Regions from separate parts of the Mus musculus genome. Here region 2 is linked to region 1. The links are chromatin contacts, found by Hi-C or POLR2A ChIA-PET in ENCODE. All regions are on one chromosome and are shown on one strand. Each heading gives the region's core, a stretch centred on a gene start or an enhancer-like site at or near the end of the contact. The rest is flanking DNA. Distances are from core to core; before and after follow the strand shown.

The links. Hi-C counts contacts between places; a loop is a spot of excess contacts on that map. ChIA-PET counts read pairs that join two places held with the same protein, here RNA polymerase II (POLR2A).
Region 2: a map of heart shows a loop between it and region 1 (4-fold over the local background). The contact joins the promoter of Tbccd1 here to the promoter of Tra2b in region 1. A Hi-C loop is called at or near these places in 1 of 37 maps with a recorded cell type or tissue (heart). POLR2A ChIA-PET finds 5 or more read pairs at or near these places in 1 of 5 experiments (embryonic stem cell).

Annotation. Positions count from the first base shown.
Region 1 is chr16:22,263,670-22,267,851 of GRCm38, forward strand. It overlaps Tra2b (transformer 2 beta), which reads right to left and starts at 2,336. Exons shown (of 9, transcript NM_009186.5): 1 at 2,072-2,336. The coding sequence starts at 2,107.
Region 2 is chr16:22,855,463-22,859,644 of GRCm38, forward strand. Tbccd1 (TBCC domain containing 1) reads right to left here and starts at 2,207. Exons shown (of 8, transcript NM_001081368.2): 1 at 1,883-2,207. Dnajb11 (DnaJ heat shock protein family (Hsp40) member B11) reads left to right here and starts at 2,383. Exons shown (of 10, transcript NM_001190804.1): 1 at 2,383-2,647. The coding sequence starts at 2,580.

The DNA of each region.
Region 1 (4,182 bases), core at 1,086-3,585:
CACACCTCCAGGAGTTTTTAACCTCAGTACTCAGAAACCAGAGGCAGGAGAATCTCATGAGTTTGAAGCCAGCCAGCCTGGTATACATAATTTGAGTTTACCTCAATATTTGAGGTAAATACAATACAGGCAGAGCTACAACAAAGTCTCTAAAAACAAAAAATTTGAGTTTAAGTATTACACAACTTTCAAGTTTAGAAATAAATCAGAAAGTCGATTTTTAGTACTTTTTCCCCCCAATTATTTCCAATTAAGTAGTCAGGTCAGCAGGATGTGTTGATTCACACCTTAAACCACAGCATTAGGGAGGCAGAGGCAGGCAAACGCCTGGGGTTGAGACTAGCCTGGTCTACAGAGCTAAGTTCCAAGACAGGGACATAGAGTAACTCTACCTCAAATATTGAAAATCACCAGAAGGTGCATCTTACTAAAAACAAAAAAACCAAACCTCTAACAGGAGTAACAATTTCTCAGCTCTTTCAAAATGGTACCCACTTTCATTCAATTGCTTTTTTTCTCCCTTGAGTAATGTGACCCACAGCTAATACTAGGAAAAATTTCCACAGGTATGATGATGCATACCTATTTAGTCCCAAAGCAACAACAAAAAACTATTTGCTTTTAATTCTAAACAGACTAACTTCAACTTCGGAAGGCAGGCTCAACATCGTAAGGTACATGTGGGTGAAATTAGGAGCTCAAACAATACGAACTTACAAGTTGGGATGTAGTTTAGTAGTAGGGGCTTGCCCATCACTGAGACTAGGTCCCATTCTCCATTATCAGAAAAACAACATTCTGTCCCACTCCCCCATCGCTTTCTTTCCTTAGGTAAAAGGCACGCACTGGTTGACACTGAACTTTAAATTGTCTTAGGGACTCATCTCCGTATATAAAAGATTACATCCGTTCAAATTACTCTTTTTGGGTTCAAGTTCACCATGGAAGTCCAAGAATGCTCTCTACCAAACCGTCAAAGGCCTTTTAGAGTTTACTAACCAAAAAAATAAACTGTGAACTAGTGGTTAAGTGTTCCTGTGAACTTTTTGCGAAAATAAAAACGTTAGTACAGGAAGGGCAAAACAGCCATTCTTATGATGCTTGTAAGCCGTTTCCAAACTGCAATTACCTGTTCACTGAGCCCTGGACTTCCGCATCTTCACGTGACAGTTTTTAATCTAAACTCTACAGCCACGCCACATGCGCCTCATTTGTTCAGCTTTGGGGCTGGGTCTAGTCCAGGCCCATTGTATACAATCTAATCAACCTCTACCGATTTTCACCCTCTGGGAGGTGGAAGCTTAAAAATAAAATCCCGTCGACTTCAGAGTTTAATAGCGCCATCAATTGTCGCCAATGGTTTCTCCTTCCCAAGTCCCCCCAGGGGTAGGGAGGCTCTATACAACAACGCCTAACGACCTTGCGTTCTATTCCAGTAAGCTCTCAACAATGGGAGAAACGCTGTAGCACAAAGCCCTCCAACTAACGGGGCCCCCAATCCCCCTCAGCCGTTTCCGTCTCCAGATGCTCCAAGAGCCCCCTACAGCTAGCTGTCCCTTACCGGGACCAGGAGGCCCTCCATCAACCGAAAAGCATCAGTCAGTCCCCATAGGCTCCCGGCCACACGTGGCTTTTCTCCGCTTCACCCTTGGACCCCGGGTGGCGAGGCGGCAAAGCCTGGCTGCAGGGAGCGGCGGCTCCGCCATTTTGTGCCTCTGGCAGCGCGCCCGGCCCGCGAGCCCAAGATGGCTGCGGCGCGGCTTCGCAGGAGAGCAACGGCGAAAGAAGATACCGTTCCCATCCCCCAACGCCGACGGACGCCGCGGCCATCTTTAGCCTCCCCCCGCCCCGTAACGGGGGGAAAGGAAAAAAAAAAAAAACGGTCGTGGCGGGTGCGAGGCACACAGCCCGCCCGCGGCCTCCCTCCGACGAGAAGCGCCGGCCACCAGGCCCTCCGGCGCCCCGGCTCCCTCCGCACGTCAGGCTCCCGACACCCGGCTGCACCGGGCCGAGAGGCCTAGAAGAAGTAGCAGGGTGGGGACCGCGGCCGCCCGCGCAACTCCGCGCTTACCCGCTCGCCGTAGTTCTGCTCGCCGCTGTCGCTCATGACTCCGGGTCGCTGTCACCGCTACGGGCCTTTCCTGAAGCTGTCAAGCTCCCGCCTTCCTTACAGAGGCTCCGCCGCAGCCTAGCGCGACGCCACACTTTTGCGAGGAGCTCGAAGCCGACACGCTCCGCACCACCTCCGCACCGGTCTAACACTGCCGGATGTGACGCCACGCTCTTTAACCTGGTCCCACCCACTCCCCCGAAGGCGCGCTTTCCTGGCCCCTCCCACTTCGACGCGCCTTCCAACCGCTTTCTCCTGCAGGGGCGCTTCCCAAACCGGACGTGACGTCTACCTTACCGCCCTGCCCCTCCCCTCCCCTAGTACCCGGCCACAGCGTGGCGGGAAAGTGTGCGCCTGCCTTTGGGCGTCTGTTGTGGTCTCCTCGGGACACCGTGATGTCCGTAGCCTTGCCACACTCGTTTCTGGAACCTTCTAGAGAACCGTCCTGGGTGGAAGAAGAGAAGAGATGGTTGTACATTCCTCCATGCCTTTGTTCTGTCTCACTAGTTTCCTCTCCTTTTGTTCTCTCATGATCTAGGAGAGAACACAGCCACACACTGGATTCTCACCTCCCGTTTATTTAGACTTAATTCTAGAGCTTTCCTTCCTAAATAAAACCTCCATTTAAAACTCTCGCAATTTAAACCGGGCATTAATGGTGCATGCCTTTAATCCCAGCACTAAAGAGGCAGAGACAAGCAGATCCCTGAGTTTGGGGACAGCTTGGTCTACACGGAGAAACCCTAGCTCAAAGCAAACAAACAAATTGAGGTTTGAGACAAAGCCTCATTGTGTTGCCTGGGTTGACCTTGAACCCACCGTGTATGTTATATAGCCTAGGCTGATGTTAGGAATGTATTAACCCTTCTGGGTCAGCCTCCCAAATCCTGGGATTATAGTTATGAACTATCAATCCTATGGCCTGGTGTGGTAATACACGCCTTTAAGGCGGATCTCTGTGAGTTCCAGGTAAGCCGAATATACAAAGCGAGTTCCAGGACAGTCAGGATTACACAGAGAAACCTGGTCTCATTCCCCACCCTGACTCCCACCTGGGGAAATGGAAAGGAAAGAAAGAAATGGAGAAAGGAAAGCCAGGCAGGGTGGTGCACACTTGTAATCCTTGTAATCGCAGCATGAGAGGTGAGCCCAAGGACAGTTAGCTGTTTAAGGCCAACCTGGGCTACATGAGCGGGCCCCCTTCAAAAAGTGACACAAAACAGAAAATAATTCAAGAGAAACGGGCCTGTAGTAATGGATTTCTGTTTGGGAGAAGCCGCCTGCCCTCTAGCCTCTAAGGATAGCATGAAAGAACACTGAAGATATCTATAGAAAACCATGCCAAATGAGTTCTTGAGATGAATACCATTTTGACAGTCTTCTTGTTTGGTTTGGTTTGGTTTTTTTTTTTTTTTTTTTTTTTTTGGTTTTTCGAGATAGGATTTCTCTGTGTAGCCCTGGCTGTCCTGGAACTCACTCTGTAGACCAGGCTGACCTTGAACTCAGAAATCAACCTGCCTCTGCCTCCCAAGTGCTGAGATTAAAGGCATGCACTACTGCCCAGCGACAGTCACATAGCTTCCGTGAATATTCTGAGCTACAGGATGATCCAACACTCGCAGTTTCAATGAATAAAACAAAAGCTAATTAATGAAAGAACTGTAGTTAATCTGGCCAGCCCAGCTTTACACAGTCACCAACCACGTCATCATTTCAACGTGAGCTCATGTCCACCAGATGGTGTCAAGCCTCAACAAGACCAGACAGCCCTGGGCAGCAGCTCCACATCTGGCCAACATTACTAGTGCCAGCTACTAGTTCCAACAGCACTAGCCAACATCAGCTCCCTAATATTTACTGTCTAAGTTTTCTTCTTCCTGTACTATGGATCGAACCCACAGATTTACCATTCCAGGCAAGCACACCACAACTGTACTGTGACCTCCGTCCCTCAGTTACATACCCTTGCTTTTTTTTGGGGGGGGGGGCTGTCAAGACAGGGTTTCTCTGTATAGCCCTGGCTGTCCTAGAACTCACTTTGTAGACCAGGCTGGCCTCGAACTCAGAAATCC
Region 2 (4,182 bases), core at 957-3,456, 590 kb after region 1:
TTAACAAACACAGGAAAAATGAAATAATCTCATTATGTAATCTGTCATCAATAGACTAAAACTAGAAACCTCCTCGAGAGGAACTATAGAACACACACTAACTCATCAACTTCAATTCCAAGGGATTCTCCATCCTCTTCTGGCCTTTTTGAGCAAAAAGGCATGCACTCACTAGGTTACATGTAGGCAAAGCACCTGTCTTAGTCAGGGTTTTACTGCTGTGAACAGACACCATGACCAAGGCAAGTCTTATAAAAACAACATTTAATTGGGGCTGGCTTACAGGTTCAGAGGTTCAGTCCATTATCATCAAGGTGGGAGCATGGCAGTATCCAGGCAGGCATGGTGCAGGCAGAGCTGAGAGTTCTACGTCTTCATCCAAAGGCTGCTAGTGGAAGACTGACTTCCAGGCAACTAGAGTGAGGATCTTATACCCACACCCACAATGACACACCCATTCCAACCAAGTCACACCTATTCCAACAAGGCCACACCTTCAGATGGTGCCACTCCCTGGTCCAAGGCTATACAAACCATCACAGCACCCATGAACATCAAAATAAACCTTTTTCTTTCTCATTGAGGTTTTGGCAAAACATCAATGTTTGTTCCAGCACTATTCACAATAGCTAACTTACAGGATGGACTTAGGAGTTCAACAAGAGAATAAAGAAAATGTGGCTTATGTACAATGTTTTCTTCCAAACCATAGAAAATGCAGCTATAGGATACAAAAGATGGCTTAACCATTAAAGGTTAGGCTCACAAGCAAAAATTTAGGAATGCAATTTTGTTGTATACAGGAAAATGGATATAACTGGAGATAACTATCTTGTCTAGATGACTATCTTGTCTCAGAGAAACAAATACATGTTTTATCTCAATGTGTGGCTCCTAGATTTTATATAGGTACTTAAAATCACATATGTGTATATGGCAATGCCAAATCACCTAGAGAAACAAAAGGAATAACAGCACAGAGAGAAAAAGGTAAAAATATATACATTATACAGTTTGACTATACAAGAAAGTACCATATACAATGACTATACACAATGAAACATTTTTAAAAGGAAGGGAGTTGATTATTCTGGAACATGCTACGATATTTAATAGGTGAGGATATATATCATTAAATTAGACAGCTTTGTAAGTTACCATAGACTTGGCCTTTTACTTTGAGTGCAATGAAAAGCCACTAAAGGTTTTAAGCAGGAGAGGATGATTTGACATAGTTTTTAAAAAGCGGGAGTGCGCTGGGGATAGTTCAGTCCATAAAGCTTGCCACTTACTTGCCATACAAACAGGGGGTCTTGAATTCCGCCCATTGTAGCAACTGCAACAACAACGTCCTGGATTCCCAGCACTCAAGAGACAGAGACGGTTCTCGAGCTCCTGGGTCCACCAGCCTAGTCTAATCTGTGATCTCCAGGTTCCCTAGTGCGCTCCCGAGTGCACACAATCATAGGGTGGAGAGCAGAGGAACTTTAAAATAGTGTATCAAGATATGAAGTTTGGAGGCAGGGAGATCGGTTATGAGACCTTTGCAAGCAGGAGATAATTATGACTCAGAGGTGGAGCTATAGTGGACAAGCACACATTACGGTTCACTGATAAAAATCTGAATAGGTTATGCAGGAAGCTAAGCTGAGAAGCTGTCCTAAACAACTAGTTGTCTGAGGTAAACAAAACTGGAGAAAAGAGCAACCGATGAACAAGCTCTAGTGCCTTTTATTGATTGCATGCTTGCTGTGTGCAATTCTGCTAGGAAACTTGCAGGAAAAAAAAAAGTTTAATTAATTCCCAACACTGCCAGAGAACGCTTTGCCTTAGTTCTGTAGAAAACAGGTTCGAAAGTGGGGTGGAGATGGGGCTGCCTCACCGCTACGGAGTGCTGGAAGCCGAATCTTAACTTAAGTCGGTCTCTATGGCGGCGTCTCTACAAGGTACCAGGTCCCTCTTTTCCACGGTAGCGAGACTGTAATAAGTTAGTACTGGGAGAGCCTATCCCCAGGCAAGACGCCCCACGTACTTTGACACCTCCTGGGGTTGCACTTCGGTGAGCGCTCGCAAGTCACGTGTGCACATGGCGTAGCTTCCAGACTGGTAGTAAGACCTCTCTCAAGCAATTGGTCGGAATCGGGAAGGAGCCTCGCGATTGGTGGACATTCGGGTTTCCTACAGCAGCGCGCTCTTTCTCGGCTCCTAACTCTCTCCGGTTCTCAGCCGCTTCCGGGCGGCGCGAACCTCTGACGTTTTCTCTTCCCATTGGCCGGCGGACACGACGGCTGTTCTGCTGTCTGATTGGCTTCCCGCGCCGCCTCGGAGGTGAAGTGTACCGCGCTGATTGGCTGCGGAGTGGCGGCCGCGTGTGATGTCCCCGGCGGCGATTGGCCCACGCCTGGCTGCTCGCCGGCTCTGGGGCTCCCGGAAGGTGGCAGCTGAGGAAGGGGCGCGCTACCTGTCTCCGCGGCCGGGCAAGAGAGAGACCCCGGCGTGAGGCGGCCTCCCTGGGCCGGAAGGGCTGGTCAGCCGACGCAGCGGCACCGGAGGCTGAGAGGGTAGGACCAGGGGACGCCATGGCCCCGCAGAACCTGAGCACCTTCTGCCTGTTGCTGCTGTACCTCATCGGGACTGTGATCGCCGGGTGAGGAAGGGGGCTCCCGCGCGTGCAGCAAGAGGCCGAGGGGCGGCCCTTGCTGAGAAGGACGCGGGTGACATCGAGGAGTGAGGGAGGGGCACTGCCGGGTCGAGGGACAAGGGGGTAGTGTGGGCCAGGCTGGCGGTGCAGGGCCAGGTTTCCCCCAGGAAGAGCGGGGGTTGGTTGCAGAGCCAAATACCACGTTTGGGGATTGGAGGGAGTTAAGTGGCTGTGAGCAGAAGAAGGGAGGCGGACGTCTGAGGGATGAGGCTCTTGATGGAAATGAAGGAAGCGAGTGTCAAGCTGGGGTTGAGATTATAGATACGTCCTTGACGTCTGAGTTCCAGAGTGGGACTGTGGGTTACCCAGTTTGCAACAAGCCTCCAAAAGGCTGACACTAAAGTGGGTGGGCCATGATGCCATGTCAAATGAGGAGAGCAAGAAAGGAAGCCAAGCTCAGACTGAAGAAAGTTGGCTTGAGAGAGCAGCAAGACACTTTAGAGAGACCTTGTACTTCCCACCTTCTTGGGCTAACGAACCTGAACTGTCTTCTTGCCTCGCTGCCTCTCACCATGGTTCCTTCCTGAGCTGGATGGTCTGAGTGACAACAGTTCTCTAACAGGCGATAAAAACTGGGATTCTAGTCTCATGCCACTCTTAGGAATCCTACAAGCTTGAAGGAACTGTGTCAAGTTCCTGAAATCAGGGATAACTGTGCCAACTTTCAGGGAGAAAGAGCAGGCTTAAAGTTTCTCCCAGCATTTAAATGCATGCACGACCCTATAGATGTGGTGACTTAGGATATGGTATGTTGGACTTGTGTTCTAGAATGCCTTCACCCTCAATCCCTTCTTTGGGCTGATGAAAATAGGTGGGTCAGAACTCAAGGTCATTTTCAGCTATCGACTGAGTTCCAGATTTGCCTGGCCTATATCACATGCTATTTCAAATATATACATAACTGCAAAAATAAAAACACACCAAAAGCTCATAGATGTCAGATTTTGACAATTTATAGGTTGTTCATAATGGGAAACTCACTGCTTAGCATAGCTTTTAAAGTTATTTTCTTTATTTTGTTTTGTTTTGTTTGCTTTAATCTTATCATTTCTTCTTTGTGACATACTTTAAATTTCTCAAAGTTGACATTTCTTACATACACTTTATTGTTTTGTTCTTGTTTGATTAAGCCACGGAGTACCCAAGGTACATCAACATACGATTTTGCATGTAGGAGTTGAGGTATGCTGGTCTCCAACTCAATATGTAGCTGAAGGCAGCGTTGAACTCCCTCCTGATCCTTCAGTCGTCACTTCCCAAGTGTTAGACTTGCAGGCATGAACGACCATTCCTGGAAAATACTAATATTGTTAATACTATAGTCACTCATAAAGCAGCCTCTGGGGAAATAATGCTGACACTCAACTATATCAGCCCCCCCCCCCTTTTTCTTTCTTGTATTTTTCTGAGCTATCATTTAACCTTTTCACTCTTAAATCTTTCATTATTCTCTGACAGTTTCATATACACACATATACCTA